Linked DNA regions of Homo sapiens: region 2 is linked to region 1. A link is a loop called in an ENCODE intact Hi-C map of the cell type or tissue named here. Cell type or tissue: CD14-positive monocyte. All regions are shown on one strand. Each heading gives the region's core, and the rest is flanking DNA. Links, peaks and the distances in the headings are about the cores only. Region 1 overlaps KIAA1755. Region 2 holds the start of LOC124904901 (a long non-coding RNA gene).

Region 1 (10,320 bases), core at 808-8,807:
CCGTTTATTTTTTAGCATAGCAGGGTTGATGGATCCATGGGACAGAAGAGTGAAGAGAAGAAGAGAAGGAGTGGGGGTCAGGGGCTAAAGGCTGTGACGGTAAACACCTGGAAGAAATGAACCCACTCGGTGTGGCAGTAGGGGAAGGGGCCTTCCAGGACTGCGGGCAGCTGGCTGGGGTCCACATGGTGGCTGAGGGCCTTCAATGAGGTCAGCACCTCCACCTGCAGACCAAAGAATCAGGAGAACCAGGGACTCAAAGTGAGGACAGTCATTTTAGAAGGTCCTGCCCAGATCCCTGCCCCAGCACCAGTTCATTTCCCACAAGTAAGGTTGACTCCAGCTTTAAAAGTTGCTTTGCCAGCAACCAATCTTCTCTGGAAACTCTGACAAATCAAAATTCAGAACCAGACCCTGGTTAGGGAATGGCAAATAAACAGCACTCATACTGCCACTCTCCTAGCTTGTGCCCAAGGCAGACATCATTAATCAATCATAGCACTCGTTCCCTCTGAGCTTGGCTCTTTCCCAGTACAGCTCTCCGGGCAATCATACAAACTGATGGAAGCTGGCCCTTGTGATGAAACTTCTTTGTAATCTTTGCACAGTTCCCTGAGGAGCCAAGAGCTGTTTCCTTCTTGGGGCTGGTGAGAAAAGTCACTAAATCCCAACAGTGTCCTCTAAGACATGGAAGAACTAGGTGACTGCTTCTGCCAGGCAGAGAAATTTGAGGTTTATGCTGGGAATAGCTCCAGATACCTAGGCTTGGGATTTGGTGGATTCTGTGGTTTTTTTGGACCCACCTGATATTCCTGCTACTCAAAGTGTGGTCCATGGGCCAGCATCGCCGGCATCACCTAGGACATGTTGGAAATTCAGAGTCCCAGGACCCACCCAGAACTACTCAATCAGAACCTGCACATTAATGTATTTCCCCAAGAGATCAGTAAGCACATTAAAGTTGGAACAGCACACCTCCAGCCCACAATCTGCCTCTTCACTAACCAGGAGGAAGGAGAGTTTTAAAATCACATCCCGAAGCAGGACAGAGGACTGACTGCCCTTACTCATTACTGTGGTGTATGGCACTAATTAAAGGGAGCTGCAGGGCTCTTTCCTGCAGAGTCCCGCTTCAGCTCCACATCTGTATTAATTAGGGCGAGAAATACAGGAAGAGCAGGTGTGACCGCAGTGTGAAAAAGGCACTGGAGTCAGGTGACTCCAGCTCTGCGTCTAGCTTGCTGTGTGGCCTTAGGCTTCAGTTTCCCCCTCTGAAAACAAAGGGAGGAGGGATGGACCAGATGAAGCTTTTCAAATAGGTTCTATGCCATGTGCAATTCTCGATCATGTGGCAGCACCCACCAGGAGCTGCTAGGATTGCCAGAGAGATATCACTCTGTGACTGATTTGACAATGCCTGCCACGGATCTATACTGGGGATTGGTAGCGCTTAGGCCTCGTATTTATTGCCTTACACTAGATTACCTCCAGGCCTCTTCTAGCTCATGAATTCTGCAGTTCTCCCTCTCCTTAACCCCAGCTCAGCTCGAGCCCAACAACTCCCTTCCTCAACCGCCGACCCTGAGTCCCCCTCACCTGGACGTCAGGTAATGTCTGCAGCTGGAGAGCCGCCTCCTTCTCCCCCAGGAAGAGAATAGCCCGGATAGAGGCTGGGACCTGAGCCTGTCAAAGACAACCACTGCAGAGTTGCTCTGCCCAAGGCTTCATGAAGCCTCACACACTTTGATTTCCTCCTTCATCCCCTGTAAGATGCAGGCAAATGGGTCACAAGGACAGAGTGGGGTCCCTCCATGACTGGAATCTTTGTGTGATACGTTTGGACCGTGAATCATTGGTTAGAAGTCATGAGAGCAGCAGGTTCAAGTTGTGTTGCAAATCTTTCCAGATGACCTGCCCCTCTGGGCCCCAGTTTGCCCATCTACAAAGCAAAGGAGGTCAGACCATAAGGTAAGCAGATGCAGAACCTCCATTGACTCTGCTGCCCATAATTGCTGGATAGGAATCTTCTCTCCTCCCTTCTCAGCTCATGAGCTTTATGTGATCTAAGTCTGAGCCAATCAGTGTGTTGCATTCACCCCCAGGCCACAGGGTTGGGTGTGGAGGGACTCCTGAATCCACTGTAACTGAGACACAAAGAAATTTTTGCTGAGACCTCTGGGAAAATAATCTCTTACTCTTTCCTAATGGATTTAAATTAGAGACCATGTGAAGTCAGAGCTGCTGGGAGCCATCCGGCCACCAAGGGGCGCGGGGTGCCAAGCGGGGTGGCTTGGCATCCTCCAAAGAGAACGGGGCCAGAAATGGAGAGAGAGGAACCAGGTTCTAATGATAATATCTGAGCCCTTGGATCAGGCCATACTTGAAGCTGGACTTGGCTCCTGGACTGTCCATTGACATGAACCAATGAGCTTCAAGCTTGTTAGGGCTGAGTTTTCTGTTGGCTGCAGTAAAAGTCCCTGCCTGAGAGTCCTGGTCCCAGCCTTAAGCACCCCCGGACTCTATGAATGTCAGGAGGCCCCTGGTGGCTCCCAGGACTTACTAGGCTAAGGCTCTCCACCTCCCACTCACCTGGGTGGCCTGCAGGGCGCTGACCAGACCGGGCTGTGGGGGCTGTCTCCTGGCGTCAATCAGGACCGCCAGCCCCTTGGCTTTATCTTCAGGCCTGTGGGTGGTAAACAGAATTGACAGTCTTGCTGGATGGCCTCGGACAGGGGGCAGGACCTAGTGGAAGGTGAGGGAACCTGGCTGCTAGAAACCTTGATTTACTGGTGAACTCTTCATCCTGTTAAGACCAAGTTCCAATGCCCCTTCTAGGAAGCCCTCCGTGGTTCTTCTCCAGGCAGAGCCTTTTGCTTCCTCTTTGGTGCTCCTGCAAGACCTCATACAGCCCTCGTTTATAGCCCTACTATTCCTAACTCTAGCAACTAACCCAGGTACAGTAGGCAAGTCACTTGGGACTCATCCACTTTTTTGTGTAGGCAGAATCCTTATTTTGCTCAAGAATCCAACTCCCTCCAAAAAGCCAAGTTCCCCCAGAGCCTGGCTTCTGATTGGTTGAGGCCAACAGTAGTGACGTAATTCCTCTGGCCAGTGATTGGTTTAGATGGGGAGGGTCATGTGACATTTCTGGCCAATGATATGTGAGGGAAAGTTTTCCAGGGAAAGAGGCTTCTGGGAAAGACATTCCCTCCTTTAAAAAGTTCTTAACAAAGAGATATGAGGCAGAGACATACAATGATACATTTCCTTAACAGATAAAACATTTTAAATGGGAATTTCTGTTGATTGCAGCCAAAACACCCTCCCTGGTTCAGCCACATTGCACTGAGCTTACAGTGGGCCACTTTTCAGTGACTATCTTAGGATTTTCCAAACTGGCACAATTTTCAAGACTTGTTAAAATACAGATTCCTCACCCTACTCCTCTCCCATCCCCACCCCTCTAGCCATCTGGCCAGTGGGTACAGGGTGGCCAGGGAATCTGTGTGGTTCCAAGCACCCTCGGCCAGTCTAATGATCAGGCAGGATTGAAAAATAGCCCCCAACTGCCCTCAAGCCTTACAACCACTCAGTGCACAGACAAAACCTGAGGTGGCCCAGTGGGAGGGTAGAGCTGTGGCACTGCCATTAGTACCTTGTGGTCTGGGCAAGTTATTTCATCTCCCTGAGTCAATTTAATAATGATAGTACCGGCCTTATGGGCTGTAGTGAGGACTGATGAATTCATTCTTGTAAAGCACTCAGTGACTGCACAGAGTAAATGGGATGTAAATATTTGCTATGATTATCCTAGAAGGGGAAACTGAGGCACAGAAAGGCCCAGTGGCAGATAGTGACAGGAGGCTCTGGGAGGTGATTTCAAGTCTCTGACTTTATGTCCTTGCCTCCCTCTGGCGATGCCCATGCTGGACAGTGATTTGTTTCCAGACCTGTCTCTGCTACCAACCTGGAGGCCCTTAAAAGTCAGGGCCCGGTGTGAGGTGCCTCTGTCCCTAGCACCATGTAGCATGAAGCCAAGCCCAGAGCAGGGGCCCAGCCAATGTTCATTCAGAGCACAAGTGGAGAAAACCAGCCCAGCACACAAGCACCTGGTGTGCACTGCACTCCACAGTTTACATCCTCTACACCCCCTCATCCCTGCCACTTGTGCCCAGCTTGGTCCTTAGAGCCCTCTTGGTCATGCCCTTTATTCAGGCGAGCCTTGGGGAGGGGAGATTATTTCCCTATGGTTGCATAGCCAGTCGGTGGGATCCCAGAGCTCTGTCTACCACACTAGTCACTTTCCACCACAGAAAAAGGGGGTCCCATCTCCCACTCAGTCCAGAAAAGCCACTCCACCTTGGACAAGAAGAAAAAAAATGTTAGTGACCAGCAGGTGGCAGTGATGGCTCCAGTGGGGTGGGATGCATGAAGATAGTTCCAGAGGGTTCCATCACCTTCCACCCCTTACCCCCAACAGCAGACCTCTAGGTTGAGTTGGGGCTTATTAGCCAGTCCTGAGCAGCATCCCCTCTAAGACTGCCCTGGCTAGGGGCTGGGTCCCGAGGAAAAGAGGGCGCCTCTTCCCCAGCCAGTCCATTAAGTCTGAATGGTGGCAGGGGTAGGAGTGTTAGGAGGAGCATTAGAAATCAGCCTGAGTCCACTCATCATTCATTCACTCACTCACTCACTGACTCACCCACTCATTCTTTCACTCTCTCATTCATTCATTTACTCATTCACCCCTTTCCTTTGTTTATTCAAATATTTATAATTCAGATGACAGCTCAATTATCACCTCCTCAGGGAAGCCTTCCCTGATTTCCCAATTGAAATTAACATCCCCTATTCTTCTTACTCTACAACAGTGGTTCTTAAAGTGTAGTCCCAGGCCCAGCACCTGTTATCACCGGGAAATTTGTTACAAATGCAGATTTTCAGGTCCCACCCACCTTCATCAACTGAATCAGAAAATCTGGGGGATGGGCCCCTGCAATCTGTTTTAACAGCCCACCAGGTGATTCGAATGCACCTTCAAATTTGAAAACCGGCCAGGCACGGTGGCTCACGCCTGTAATCTCAGCACTTTGGGAGGCCGAGGTGGGTGGATCACCTGAGGTTGGGAGCTCAAGACCAGCCTGACCAACATGGAAAAATGCGGTCTCTACTAAAAATACAAAATTAGCCAGGTGTGGTGGTGCATGCCTGTAATCCCAGCTACTCGGGAGGCTGAGGCAGGAGAATCGCTTGAACCCGGGAGGCGGAGATTGCAGTGAGCTGAGATTGCATTGTTGCACTCCAGTCTGGGCAACAAGAGTGAAACTCCATTTCAAAAAAAAAAAAAAAATGAAAACCACTGATCTACAAACATCACTGTTTTCTTCATCACACTGACACTCCTGAAAGTTTCTTGGCCATGGTTTGTTTCTTGCACTCTGTCCATCTCTCCCACCAGCCTGACAACCCCCCGATGGCAGGGACTGAGGCTGTTTTGCTTTCCCCCGGCATCTGTCTGGGGACTGGCTCTGTGAACAGACGACTGGATGGAAGGATATGGTGCCTCTCCACTCAGTGTCTGGTCCAGGGCTCTGGGCCCAGAGGGTTGAGGTGGGGATGGAGCAGTCAGGGTGGCCCAGATCCTTACCTGGGGATGGTACACAGGTAGGACAGTAGCTTGGTGACCTCTGAAACTGTGCACCATGGTGCCTCCCAGGCCCCCTCTGTAGTTGACACCAGAAGCAGGGGCCGCCCGGCCCTGTCCCGGCCACCTGGAGGACAGAGGGCACACGTGAGCAGTGAGAACTTGTGGGGGGCCCTCTAGGGACCTCTCCTGTGGCCTGCAGACCTTTGGCCGTAACGGTTCCTTTGCCTGGAACACCCTTTCTCTCCTTCTCCTTCTGTGAACTCTGACTTCTACTTATCCTTCAAGACCCAGCTCAAACACCACTTCGTGAGAAAAGTCTTCCCTGAATCTCCTCTGTGCAGAGCACTCCCTCTGTATAAGATACGTGGGCAGGCAAAGCTCATGGCATGAGCTCTGGGGTCACACAGAAAGGGGTCAAGTCTCTGCTCTGCAGTGACTCACTGTGTGTCTGTGGGCAAGTCAGTGCACCTCTGAGCTTCAGTTTCCTCATCTGTTAAACAGGGAGAATAATATGCTGAGCTTATTAGGTTATTTCAAGGATGAAATCAGACAGCTCCTGAGAAGCACTTAATACACAGCAAGAGCTCAGTGAATGATTGAGTTGCTCAATCGTTGGTCGTTACAATGATCACTGTCTCTGTTCTCGTCTCCAGTCCAAGGGGTGGTGAGCGTGCAGCCCTGTGGCCACCAGCACTATTTCTTCTTGCAGACTTTCAACCCTGGGTTTCCGACAGGCTATTTCCTGTTCCAGGAATCTGGGCGGTGTGCCTCACTCTCCCCACAGGAGTCATGAGGCTGAGGCTCCGGGAGCCAGTACAGCCCATCCTCATGGGGAGGAAAGGGGAGGGCAAATACAGCAGCAGGGAAAGAGGCTCGGGCCTTGGGAAACCACACCTGTCTCGCAGCCTGGACTCAGAGCCCTGCACTTCAGTCACCTCACTCCAGGATGCCCTGCAATGACCACCAGCCACTCCACGTGGGCACCACCCTCTGCAGCGTGCAAAACCCTTCACAGCTCACGAAGCCTTGGACAAACCTAACCACCTTCACAAGTGCCGCCTCACAGGGGTCCAACCACCTGGAACATTCTTTCACATATGTCTTAAAATCTGATATAATTTTTAAAATAAAAAAAAAATTTGTGGCTGGGCACGGTGGCTCACGCCTGTAATCCCAGCACTTTGGGAGGCTGAGGCGGGTGGATCACGAGGTCAGGAGATCGACACCATCCTGGCTAACATGGTGAAACCCCGTCTCTACTAAAAAATACAAAAAAATTAGCCAGGCATGGTGGCGGGCGCCTGTAGTCCCAGCTACTTGGGAGGCTGAGGCATGAGAATGGCGTGAACCTGGGAGGTGGAGCTTGCAGTGAGCCGAGATCTCGCCACTGCACTCCAGCCTGGGCGACAGAGTGAGACTCTGTCTCAGAAAAAAAAAAAAAAAAATTTGTGTGTATATAAATGTGTATACATATATATCAATGTTATCCTCTTGATATTATGGATTTGATCTTTTTCCTACTATTCACTTACAAATTTCGAAAGTAAAGACATTTTGTTGGGGATAAGAGGGGAGACTTGAACAGAAACTGGAAATTGATTAGTATGAGGACATTCTTTTTCATTTTGTTAGGGGGCCGGGTGCAGTGGCTCATGCCTGTAATCCCAGCATTTTGGGAGACCAAGGTAAGAGAATGGCTTGAGCTCGGGAGTTCGAGACCAGCCTGGGCAACATAGCAAGACCTTGTCTTTACTAAAAATTAAAAAAATAATTAGCCAGGAGTGGTGGTGTGTGCCTGCAGTCCCAGCTGCTCAGGAGGCTGAGGTGGGAGAATCGCTTGAGCCGGGGAGGTTGAGGCTGCAAGAACCATAATTGTTTCACTGCACTCCAGCCTGGGTGACAGAGTGAGACCTTGTCTCAAAAGAAATTTTTTTTTATCTGTTAAGTGTACTAAATGGTATTGTGATTATTAGGGAACACACTGAAGTATTTAGGTGATAGAATATGAAGATTTGTAATATTTTTATAAATACTTCAGAAACAAATAGATGAAGCATGACAAAATGTTAAGATTTATTAAATCTGGGTGATAGGTATGTGGGTATTCATGATACTATTCTGTCTACTTTTCTATAGGTTTGAAATTTTTCATAATATAAAAGTCCAAAAGAAGGTGAAGTCATTAAACCATGAAATAAATGCACAACTTGTGAAGGTGGAGGTGCGGGTACAGGTCCCTCCAAAATCCTATCGCAGCTGTTTGTTGGGTCCCTTGGGTCAGGAAATGCTACATCACATACCTGGGTCCATTTTGCTGATGAGGAAACTGGGGTGGGGAAGCAGCTTCCCAGTCCCCCATGGGCTCAGGTACCCAAACTCTCTGCAAGGGTAGAGACCATGCCTGATTCACCCCTTGAATTAGGGGTGCCTTTGTCTGCTACACACCTGAGGCCTGGAGCTCAATTGCAGCTCTGATGGTGCTGCACTCCCCTGCTCTATAACCTTCTATGGCTCCTTGTGGCCTTGAAGAGAAACTGCAAGCTTCTGGACCTGGCATTGAAGTGTCTCAGGCTCTGCACACTCTTCCATCCTCATTTCATACACTAGGTGTTAGGGGCGAAGCTGTGTCCCCTGCCCCTCCAAATTTATATGTGGAAGTCTTAACTCCCAGTACATCAGCATGTGACTGTATTTGGAGATAGGGTGTTTAAAGAGGTAATTCAGTTAAAATGAGGTTACTGTGGGCCCTAATAGAATATGGCCAGTGTCCTTACAAGAAGAAATTTGGACACAGAGGGAAGACCCCATGAAGATACAGGGAGAAGATGGGCATTTGCAAGCCAAGGAGAGAGGCCACAGAAGGAAACAACCCTGCCAACACCTTGATCTTGGACTTCCAGCCTCCAGACCTATGAGAAAATGAATCTCTGTTGCTTAAGCCACCCACGTTATGGCAGTCCTGGGACACTAATATACTAAGTCTCCCCTTGCCACCAATGACAGATGATACCACCCAGCTTTGTTCACCCTATTCCTTCTGCCAGGTATGCCCTTCTGTCCTATCTCTATCTGGTGAAATCCCCCTCATCGCTCAAAGACTAGCCAAGATGCCACCTCTTCCTGGAAGACCTCCTTACTGCCTTCCCTCTTTAGAAGCTCTTCCCCAGTCCCAGGTTCCCAAAGCAAATGTAGGCCTCTGTGAGATCCTGCAAGACTGAGAGCCCTTACGGGTGTGCACTGGGTCAAACTCATTGTTGCATCCCTGTGCTCAGCACAAGGCTGGATAATCAATGTCTGTGATTGATTCATGAAGGAATGGAGGGTTAGAGCAACACCTCTCAAACTTTGATGGGCCTGGGGATCTTGTTAGAATGCAGATGCCAGTTCAGCAGGCCTGAGATTCTGCCTCTCCCCCTAGCTCCAAGGTCACGCTGATGTAGGTAGTCCCCAGACCACACTTTGAGCAGCAAAGGGTTCACACACTCAGGACATTCCACACTGGGACACAGTAGTCATACGATTAGTTCACATGTCTGGTTCCCCACACTGCCTGGAACAGGGCCCTGCACACACCCAGTGCCAGCTGAGTTGATTACAGCAAGGGGCAGTTGTCCACCTGATTTGTCTTCAGCTGGGCCAAGGAGACCCTTTTGCCCCAAATGTTATCCTCACCTACCAGCTGGCGCCAGAAATACCATCATTAGCATCTCAGAACCGTGGCTTGAAGCTGTGCTGTTCACAGATATTGTGAGCCTCAGGTGAAAATGAGGATGGCAAAATGAGGGTGGTGGGTAAGTCGGGGTTGCCCAAAGTTGCTGAAAAATGTGTTGCATCTGCCAGCAGCATGAAGAGTCACTCCAAGTTTGGGGAGGGAGGAATGGTAAGTAATTGAATTTGCAAGCAATTAAAAGCATTTTTTCATATCAAAACGAGTGTGAATGTATTCTATTTATGGATATTTAAAATGTATAGAAATTTTAAAGGCAAAAAGGATTTCAAAGATCTATATGGAGCAACTGAGAGCTCAGGGTGAGGTCTCAATCTCAGGGGCTCTGTTCATTCTCTTCTGCATTAGGGATTTTCCAGTGGAAAGACAGGGAAGCCCTCTCCTAAGGCTTCGTGCCTGTGGCCCCAAAGATGTCCATGCCCTAATCCCCAGAACCTTGAATATGTTACCTTACATGGCAAAAGGGACACTGCAGATGTGATGAAGGGCAGGACCTTGAGGTGGGGAGATTATCCTGGATCATCCACTCTAATCATAGGAATCCTTAAAAGCAGAGAACTTTTCCTGGCTTTGGTAGGAGCAAGGTGCCAAGATGGATGGGGGGTGAGGGAGATGCAACATTGCTGGCTTTGAGGATGGAGGAAGGGGCCACAAGCCAAGGAAAGTAGTGGTCTCTAGAAGCTGGAAAAGGCAAGGAAATGGAGTCTCCCTTAGAGCCTCCAGGAAAGAATGCAGCTCTGCAGACAGCTGGATGTAGCCTAGCGAGATCCATGTTGAGCTTCTAACATACAGAGCGATCAGATAATACATTTGTGTTGTTTTACGTCACTAATTTGTAATAACTTGTTATGGCCACAATGGGAAACACAGTGCCTATTAAACAAAACCCCATCCCCAGCATGGGAGCAGACATTCACACCTGCATGTTGATCAGTTTCTTTCCTGAGAA
Region 2 (10,320 bases), core at 781-8,780, 180 kb after region 1:
CCTGACCTCGTGATCCACCCGCTTTGGCCTCCCAAAGTGTTGGAATTACATGCGTGAGCCACTGCGCCCGGCCCTGTTTTTTTCTTTATGTGTATATTTGTAATCTTGGTGAAAGGTATTCAGGAATTCTTTGTGCTACTTTTGCAACTTTTTTAAAGTCTAAAATTATTTTTTTAATGAGAAGTTATTTTTTTCACAAGCCTCCTGAAAAATAGCGTTATAATGCCACCATTCAATTACACGGTAAGACAGTAATACCCCACCTTTCTATGGAGCCCTTGGAGGTGCCAGGCATGTGCTAATTTGAGGTTTATCTCATTGAATCCTCACAGCAATCCTAAGAAGGAGATGCTATCATTACCCCCAGTTTTCAGATGAGGAAACCTTCAGCTCAGAGAGGTGAAGTGACTTGCCCAGGGTCACACAGCCAGTAAGTGATGAAACTGTGTGGCTGTGCTCTCTGAATCCAGAGTAATTTAAAAAGTCCAAGTAGCAGCACATAGGATCCACAACACTGGATGACAGGGGTCGCGCTGTTCAGAGGACTGGGGGCCACTCCCATGGCTGCAGATCGAACTCTACAATCACCTTCAAATGTGCCTGGGCCTTTGCTATGCCTCTGCCCACCCTCCTGCTGCTCCTGGCATGTGCTGCTCACTGTCTCCACCAGTCCCTCTCCTACTTCCTCTTCTGGAATAGACTATCTCTTCCTCCATGTCCGCTTCCCAAGCCCTCTACCTGGGAGAACACTCTCCGTGCTCTGTGGTTCCACAGCCCTATACCTATCCCTTTCTCAGGGACTATCCCACTCTTTTTTTTTTTTTTGACAGAGTCTTACTGTATTACCCAGGCTGGAGTGCAGTAGTGCAGTTTCAGCTCACCACAACCTCCGCCTCCCAGGTTCAAGTGATTCTCCTGCCTCAGCCTCCTGAGTAGCTGGAATTACAGGCACGTGCCACCACGCCTGGCTAATTTTTGTATTTTTAGTAGACGGGTTTCGATATGTTGGCCAGGCTGGACTCGAACTCCTGACTTCAGATGATCCGTCTGCCTCGGCCACCCAAAGTGCTGGGATTACAAGCATGAGCCACCGTGCCCAGCAGACTATCCCACTCTTCACCTCCTGCTGCAATTCCCCTGGCAAAGCAGAAGAGTGTAGCTGTAGCTAGCTCCAGCTGGGGACTCAGCCAGGCCTGGAACCAAAACCTGGCTCTACCCATCACTGGCTGTCTGATCTTGGGCAAGTCACTCGGCCTTTCTTAGCATTTGTGTTAGTCTGTTCTGCATTCCTATAAAGGAATACCTGTGACTGGGCAATCTGTAAAGAAAAGAGGTTTATTGCCGGGTGCAGTGGCTCACGCCTGTAATCCCAGCACTTTGGGAAGCTGAGGTGGGCGGATCATGAGGTCAGGAGACCGAGACCATCCTGGCTAACATGGCGAAATCCCATCTCTACTAAAAATACAAAAAATTAGCCGGGCGTGGTGGTGGACGCCTGTAGTCCCAGCTACTCGGCAGGCTGAGGCAGGAGAATGGTGTGAACCCGGGAGGCGGAGCTTGCAATGAGCCAAGATTGCACCACTGCACTCCAGCCTGGGCGACAGAGCAAGACTCCGTCTCAAAAAAAAAAATTAAATTAAATTTTAAAAAAGAGGTTTATTTGGCTCACAGTTCTTCAGACTGTACAAGCATGGCACCAGCATCTGCTCAGCTTCTGGTGAGGCCTCAGAAGCTTCCGATCATGGCAGAAGGCAAAGGAAGAGCAGGCGCATCATATAGCAAGAGAGGGAGCAAAGAGAGAGAGGAGGAGGTGCAGGCTCCTTTAAACAACGGGCTCTCTCGTGAACTAACAGCAAGAACTCACTCATTACCATGGGGAGGGCACCAAGTCACTTAAGAGGGATCTATCCCAATGACCCAGACACCTCCCAGCAGGCTCCATGTCCAACATTAGGGATCACATTTCACCATGAGATATGGAGGGGACAAATATTCAAACTGTATCAGCATCTTTTAAGTCAAACAGAGGTATTATAACCCAATTCATTATAAAGAGTTTTTGGGCATTTAATATAACATGTGACAAGCAACAAGTACTTAATAAGTGTTAGCTACTATTTTTATGTCCTATCTCTATAATGACTGTTTTACATTTTTTCACAAAAATTAATTATAAGCATGTGTTGAAGTTTTATTTTAAGCTTGTCACAAAGCCAAGTCAGTAGTTCCCTTTTGTTATGGATATTTCAAAGGAAAAGAGAATGGTTGGATAATCATTATTAAACTGAATACAAGACAAAGAATGTATGATAATCATCCAAATGGTTTGGGTAGCTAATTTCCCCAAAGAGGTTTTAATCTTGTTAAAGTTTATCAGAAAATTGCTTCAGCATTTATCAGGAATGCTCATGTCCTCCCAGAAGGAGGTTGTGAATTGTATCACGAAAGTGTTCTATTCCAGGCTGTGATTGGGATGTTCTTCTTAATCATACCCATAAGAATCGGCAGAGCACCGTGTCTCACTCCTGTAATACCAGCACTCTGCGAGGCCGAGGCAGGCAGATCACTTGAGGCCAGAAGTTCATGACCAGCCTGGCCAACATGGTAAAACCCTGTCTCTACTAAAAAAGAAATACAAAAATCAGCTGGGCGAGGTGGCATGTACCTGTAATCCCAGCTACTGGGGAGGCTGAGGCATGAGAATCACTTGAACCCGGGAGGCAGAAGTTGCAATGAGCTGAGATCACGCCAGTGCACTCCAGCCTGGGTGACAGAGTGAGACTCCGTCTGAAAACAAAACAAAAGAATCATGGCCGACATTTCCTGAGCCTTCACTATGCATCTAGTCTGGAGCTGTGTCACAGGCCTGGCCTTGAAACAGGTTCTGGATGCATTTCATCATTGTCACCCCCCACCCCCCAGCATGCTCAGTTCGGTGTAGGACTCTGCAGATGTCTACAACATGCTGATGAGATGGGTGAGTGGGAGCAGCGGCCATCATGTCCCAGGCCTTTGCACAATGTGCAACATACAACACCCTCTCCACACCACCAAGATGGAAATAAACAGGTTTCTGAGAGTAGAAAGAACCACCCGTTGCTCCCCCAGTTTCATTGGGTATGAGTTTGTGCTGTTTGGGAGAATGACGTGCTAGGTGTTTTGTCCAACACCATAAAGTAGGCTCCTTGTCAGGGAGATAACAAGGCGCTTTGTTCTGGCCACAGAGCCGGGTAGAGCATCCAAAGGCTCATTACCAAGCATGGATGCCTTTCCTCTGACAGACAATGAAGAATTGGATCCAAGTTGCTCATTAAGTTCCTTAGGGAGTTGTTGGACATCTTGCTACTGTATGAACAAACAGATGGACCTGGCTGCTGGCTGCAAGGATATTTTAGAAAAAGCAGGTCTGCCTACCCATTATGAAGAGTAAAATATTATACTGGGATGGGGTGCATCATCTCCAAGCTGGTTTGGGGGTGAGGTCAGTGGTTCTCAAAATGTGGTCCTCTGAACAGCAGCATCAGCATCACCTGGAAATTTGTTTGAAGTGAGAATGTGCCCGGGTGCGGTGGCTCACACCTGTAATCCCAGCATTTTGGGAGGCCGAGGCAGGCTGAGGTCAGGAGTTCAAGACCAGCCTGGCCAACATGGCAAAATCCTGTTATCTACTAAAAGTACAAAAATTAGCAGGGTGTGGTGGTGGGCACCTGTAGTCCCAGATACTCCAGAGGCTGAGGCAGGAGTATCGCTTGAACCCGGAAAGCGGAGGTTGCAGTGAGCCGAGATCGTGCCACTGGACTCCAGCCTGGGCGACAGAGCGAGACTCTGTCTCAAAAAAAAACAAAAAAAAAAAAAATGAAGAAGTCAGGATGCTTGGTCCCCATCCCAAATCTGCTGAATCAGAAACTCAGGGGAGGGGCCCAGCAATCTGTGCTTTAACAAGCATTGTAGGTGATTTGGATGCATACTTAAGTTTGAGTTGAACTGAATTTTTTTTTTTTTTTGAGACAGAATCTCACTCTGTCACCGAGGCTGGAGTGAAGTGGTATGTGATCATGGTTCACTGCAACTTCTGCCTCCTGGGTTCAAGTGATTCTCGGGCCTCAGCCTCCCGAGTAGCTGAGATTACAGGCACACACCATCACACCCAGCCAATTTTTTTGTACTTTTAGTAGAGACAGAGTTTCACCACGTTGGCCAGACTGATCTCGTCAGGCAATCCACCCACTGCAGCCTCCCAAAGTGCTAGGATTACAGGCATGAGCTGCTGCGCCCAGCCCTGAGTTGAATTAAATGGTAATATCTTTTCCTCTTTCCTTCTTATTTCACTTCCTAGCATCTTCTCTTTCTCACTATCCTCTCCCATCCCTTCTCCCTCACAAACCAGCAACACGTTCTCAGAAGCCACTGGGATTTGATCTAAGCGCTCAGGTGGGTTGCAAGACCTTTTGAGAGATCACCAGGATGGGAGATGATCAAGCTCCAGAACACTGTTACATTCTCCCAGTGGAACCTGAGAGCAGACCTGCCTGGATGAGCTAGGAGACATCTTGATGGCCATCTCCGGCCATGACAGCACGTATTTCTGAGGCAGAAACAAATCCGGCCAGAGTGTAGAGCCTGTGCTGCCCTGGAGCCAGCTTTAATTGATCATAAGAATGTTTGGGGCAAAATGGCATAGGAAAAGAACAGCAGTGGGAGAAAAGGTGAAAACCATAGGTAACCACAGAGAGGCCTGGAGCAATGGAGCTATTCAGAGAAAAATACAACAAACAGCCACCAGGATGGATTTGTTAGAACACATCAGCATTGGCCGGGCGCGGCGGCTCTCACTTGTAATCCCAGCACCTTGGGAGGCCAAGGTGGGCAGATCACCTGGGGTCAGGAGTTCAAGACCAGCCTGGCCAACATGGTGAAACCTCGTCTCTACTAAAAATACAAAAATTAGCCGGGTGTAGGGGCACATACCTGTAGTCCCAGTTACTCAGGAGGCTGAGGCAGGAGAATCGCTTGAACCCAGGCGGTGGAGGTTGCAGTGAGCAAAGATCACGCCAGAGTATTCCAGCCTGGGAGTCAGCAGCGAGACGCCGTCTCAAAGAAAAAGAACATATCAGCATTTACTGAAGACTCAAGTGGACTTCCTACAGATCTGGGGCTGATATTCAGAGGACGTTCAAGGAAAGGGTGACTCCTGAAGGCTGGAGAACAAGGGACACTCCTATTACACATGCAAAAAGAAGATACAGCCCAACGGCTCATTTCAATAAATATTTGCCAAGTGCCAGCAATTCTCCAGGGTGCATGCTGGATTTTTAAGCAGGATGCAGGTCTGGTACCTCACTCTGGTACTGTGGCCCCTGCTAGGAAACTCTTCAGCCACATCCTCAGCCACCTCTGGGTTGACGTAGACCATTCAGGATCCCAGGGCAGCTCCAGGATGCTAAATTCCAAAGGACTGAATTGCTATGGACTGAACTTTGTACCCCCAAAAGTCACATATTGAAGCCTGATGTGGTTTGGCTGTGTCCCCACCCAAATCTCACCCTGGATTATAATAATCCCCATGTGTCAAGAGCAGGGCCAGATGGAGATAACTGAATCAAGGGGGTGGTTTCCTCCATACTGTTCTCATTGTAGTCTCAGGAGATCTGATGGTTTTATAAACGGGAATTTTCCTGAACAAGCTGTCTTGCCTGCCACCGTTAGTAAGACGTGACTGCTCCTCATTCCCCGTTCACCATGACTGTGAGGCCTCCCCAGCCATATGGAACTGTGAGTCAATTAAACCTCTTTCTTTTATAAACTATCCAGTCTCAGGTATGTCTTTATTAGCAGCGTGAGAACAGACTAACACAAAGCCTAACCCTCAATGTAACTATATTTACAGATAGGGCCTTTAAGGAGGTAATTAAAGTTAAATGAGGTCATAAGGGTGGAGCCATAATCTGATAGAATTAGTGCCCTTATAAGAAGAGACACCAGGGAGGCCATTCCCTCGCTCTCCACCATATGAGGACACAGCAAGGCAGCCATCTGCAAGCCAGGAAGAGAGCTCTCATCAGAAATTGAATCAGCCAGCACCTTGATCTTGGACTTCCTGGCCCCCAGAACTTTGAGAAAATTAACTTCTGTTGTTTAAATCACTCAATCTATGGAATTTTGTTATGGCAGCCCAAGATGGCGAAGATACGTCCCTCTGCCCAACCACACCAAGCTGTCCAGTTGCCATGGCTATACTACAGTTTAGGGCAGGGGGCAATTCAAGAGGTGGCCTCTTGCACAGTGTTAAATGGGAAGCAAAGTCAATGTCTCCTCTCTTGTTCTCAGTGTTCTCTCTAATGTACTTGCACCCTCTCCAAGTCAAAGTCCAGAGAAGGGAAATTGGGACACCCATGTGAGCCTCTTGTCATCTGCTTCTCTGTTCCCCTTCTTCTTCCTTAATCCCTCAAGGTCAAAAAAACAAAAACAAAAACAAAACAACAACAATAACAAAAAAAAGAGCATCAGGTAAAAACCTTTTGTGACCCCTAATTATATCTTTCTTTCTGACTCCAGCTAAGCCTTAATGGTAGACAAAAGTGTCTACTCCACATCCCTGTAAAATTTTTGGGAATAGATTCTCCAAGTTTGCTTACTGGTATAAAGGAGTAATTAAAAAAAAATATTGAAGAATCCTGCCTTGCAAGCAAGGCTACTGTCCTGCTGCATAATCCTATTTTTGAATGACAAAGACTGACTAACACTGTGGCCTTCCTTGGCATTCAAATCTCCCCCTAGCCAAAAGGATGCCAGGGATATATTAGAGAAACTATGATGTTCTGGGAAAGAAAAAAGAGAAAAGCATGTTAAAATAAAAAAAAAAAAAATCACCCCAATTTGCATATATACATATAAATCTTTTTTTTTTTTTTTTTTGAGAGTTTCACTCTCAAAACTCCTGGGCAATAGGAGTTTCACTCCTGTTGCCCAGGCTGGAGTGCAATGGCGCGATCTCAGTTCACTGGAACCTCCGCCTCCCGGGTTCAAGCGATTCTCCTGCCTCAGCCTCCTGAACAGCTGGGATTACACGCGCCCACCACCAAGCCTGGCTAATTTTTGTATTTCTAGTAGAGATGGGGTTTCACCATGTTGTCCAGGCTGATTTCGAATAAATCTTCTTTTAACCAAAAAAATGGTATATCACATTTTACATACTTCCCTGCTCTAAGCTTCATTTGCCTAAAATTGTATCTTCATCTTTCTATCTTGGAACATAGACATCTATCTTGCTGTCTACCTCTATCTCCCTACTCCAAGTCACCAATATCTGTCACCTAGACAACTGCCATAATCTTCCAACTGGTCACCTTGCTTCCACTCTTGCCCTGGTATAATCCGTTCTCCAAACAGAGAGAAAAACATTTTTTAAGTAAAATCTGCTAATGTCAAGATTTCTGCTTCTAAATAGAAGGGAGTAGTTGACAGGCCAATGTTTCTGCTAAGAACTGGAAAGGGTGGATAAAATAGAAAACCATCGTTTTAAAGGCATTGGAGAGCTTTGGAGGCAAAGGACTGGAAGCATTAAAATTCCACAAAGGGGACCAGGGGTGGTAGCTGACACCCGTAATCCCAGTACTTTGGAGGCTGAGGTGAAAAGATAGCTTGAGCCTAGGAGGAGTTTGAGACCAGACAGGGTCTCAACATAGCAAGAACCTATCCCTTAAAAAAAAAAAAAAAAAAAAAAATTAGTGGCTGGGCGCAGTGGCTCACACCTGTAATCCCAGCACTTTTGGAGACCAAAGTGGGTGGATCACAAGGTCAGGAGTTCAAGACCAGCCTGGCCAAGATGGTGAAACCCCATCTCTACTAAAAATACAATAGCTGGGCGTGGTGGCGGGTGCCTGTAATCCCAGCTACTCGGGAGGCTGAGGCAGAGAATTGCTTGAACCCAGGAGGTGGAGGTTGCAGTGAGCCGAGATCGCACCACTGCACTCCAGCCTGGGTGACAGAGCAAGACTCTGTCTCAAAAAAAAAAAAAAAAAAAAAAAATTAGCTGGGCATGTTGGTGCACAGCTCAGCCTCCCAAGCAGCTAGGATTAAAGATAACCATTAGCATTCTTTCATAATATTTTTAAATTAAGGTATTTATATTGCTTTGGACATAATGCTATTGCACAGTTAATAAACTACACTATAGTGTAAACTTGATTTTTTTACACAAGGGTCTTCACTAGGTTGTCCAGGCTGGCTTTGAACTCCTGGGCTCAAGAAATCCTCTGCCTTAGCCTCTGGAGTAGCTGGGACTACAGGTGCACGTGCCACCACACCTGGCTAAAATAACTTTAATGCACTAGGAGACAAGAAAATGTGTGCAACTCACTTTATTGCAGTGGTCTGGAACCAAGCCTCTGAAACACAGCTACATATATTTATCTGGGCTGGGATCTCCTTGAGGACACAAACTGCCTTACTCACCCTTGTATCCTTTTCTCCAGCTTAGCGTCTGGCTCCCAAGTAAATGCACAATGCTTTTTGAGTGAATGAGCCTCACTCTCCCAGCTCTCCATTCTCCTGGCTGTCAGTTCTGCTGTGGAGTCTCCAACCAGCTGCTTCCTCAGGCCCTCATACTGGGCACATATCCCAGCAAGGGCCACGCCTCCTTGACCTAATCCTGGCTCTTGGGCCACCTTGGTTAATGGACTGCTCTTCTCAGAGTTCCTCAGGCCCTTAAGACCTGGGATGGCTCCTGCCTCACATGCAACAGTGGCGAGAGGCACCCATGATGATCTGATGCCGGATGAAATATGCAGACTTAGGTACTGTATTACTGCTTAGACTTAGGTAATGTATTCTACTGCTGTCCCCTCCACTGTGGCAGACATCTGTCATCAGTTACAGCTTCCTCAAGTGGACCCAGATTCCTTCCCCTGGCATCTGTTCAAGCAGCCACAGCCAGTTGGCAAAAGGTGGCAAAAAAGTCAGGATGGTCCTCAAAGGCCAAGGCAGAAAAAGGACCTGTGACTTCTGGATGCTTCTGCAGGGAACTGACTGCTGGTATGGTGCCTTTAAACATAAATGCCTGCCCCTTAGGCCAGGCATGGTGGCTCACACCTGTAATCTCAACACTTTGGAAGGCCGAGGCGGGTATTTACTTGAGGTCAGAAGTTCGAGACCAGCTGGCCAACATGGCGAAACCCCATCTCTACTAAAAATACAAAAATTAGCTGGGCGTTGCGGCACATGCGCATAGTCCCAGCTACTTAGGAGGCTGAGGCACAAGAATCACTTGAACCTGGGAGGCAGAGGTTGCAGTGAGCCAAGATCACACCACTACACTGCAGCCTGGGCAACAGTGAGGCTGACTCAAAAAATAAAAAAACAAAAAACATGAGAAAAAAAAAAAACAAAGAATGCCTGGCAGACCATTAATGTGCCAAATTCATCAAGACAGGCTTACCAGCGTGATTTTTGCCCCAACTCCAGCCAAGGTGGTTTTAACTTCAAGTGGGGAGATTAACTGCACCTTTTCACCATGGCCCCTGGGACATGTGTAGATTCCTCCCTCTGTGAATCAGAGATGACAGTTCATGCGTGCACATCCTTAGATCATGTCATTGCTGCAATTTTTCTTTCTCTTAAAAACAGGTCTCACTCTGGCACCCAGGCTGGGCTGCAGTGGTGCCATCATTAACTCATTGAATCCTCGAATTCCTGGGCTTAAGCAATCCTCCTGCCTCAGCCTCCTGAGTAGCTGGGACTACAGGAGTGCGCTACCGTGCCTGGCTAATTTTTTGTGGAGACGGGGTCTGCTGCCTAGGCTGGTTTTGATCTCCTGGCCTCAAGAAATCATCCCACCTTGGCCTCCCAAAGTGCTAGTAATACAGGCACAAGGCACCATGCCTAGGCCTTGCAATAAGTGACTTTACCCTAATCTCCAAAGCCTGAACTTAAGAGTACCCCTCAGTTCCATCAATGGCAGCTGCTCCATGTTCACCCTACTCCCACTGTTACCCCATAACCTGTCCTCTCAAGCTGACACCATGGATTTTTACATCCCACACATGCTGACCAACTTGTCCCAGTTTGCTCAAGATCTCCCTGGGTTTAGCAATGAAAAACCCACTTTCTGGGAAGTCCCTCAATCTCAGGCAAACTGGGACAGTTGATCTCACAAGTAGGCATTTACTTATGAGCCACGTCATCCAGGACACTCCAGCCTTCCTGAATGACATCAGACCTGTCTCACTCCATAATCTACCCTGACTATTCTGCAATGCCCTGAATTATCATGGGTCCTAAATGCCTAAATGTGAACCAACTACCAGCACTTGTTCACCTCCT

The links. A loop is a pair of places that touch in the nucleus more often than their neighbours do. Peaks named below come from ENCODE experiments on the same cell type or tissue, not always from the same donor. Only the 100,000 strongest peaks of a DNase experiment are listed, where the experiment ranks them.
Region 2: a loop joins it to region 1, with 2.7 times the contacts of the local background. A loop is called at or near these places in 47 of 110 quality-filtered maps.

What each region holds. Positions count from the first base shown.
Region 1 is chr20:38,225,558-38,235,877 of GRCh38, forward strand. KIAA1755 reads right to left here. Exons shown (of 14, transcript NM_001029864.2): 5 at 5,645-5,768; 6 at 2,590-2,683; 7 at 1,597-1,683; 8 at 108-224. Among named protein-coding and RNA genes, the nearest start is that of KIAA1755, 30 kb to the right of the region's middle. In CD14-positive monocyte, for the core only: CTCF peaks have their summits at 4,427 (motif pointing right) and 4,632; DNase peaks (open chromatin) are centred at 4,404 and 6,184.
Region 2 is chr20:38,410,138-38,420,457 of GRCh38, forward strand. It overlaps LOC124904901 (a long non-coding RNA gene), which reads right to left and starts at 6,875. Exons shown (of 2, transcript XR_007067582.1): 1 at 4,969-6,875; 2 at 2,167-3,530. In CD14-positive monocyte, for the core only: no CTCF peak of the experiment used is centred there; no DNase peak of the experiment used is centred there.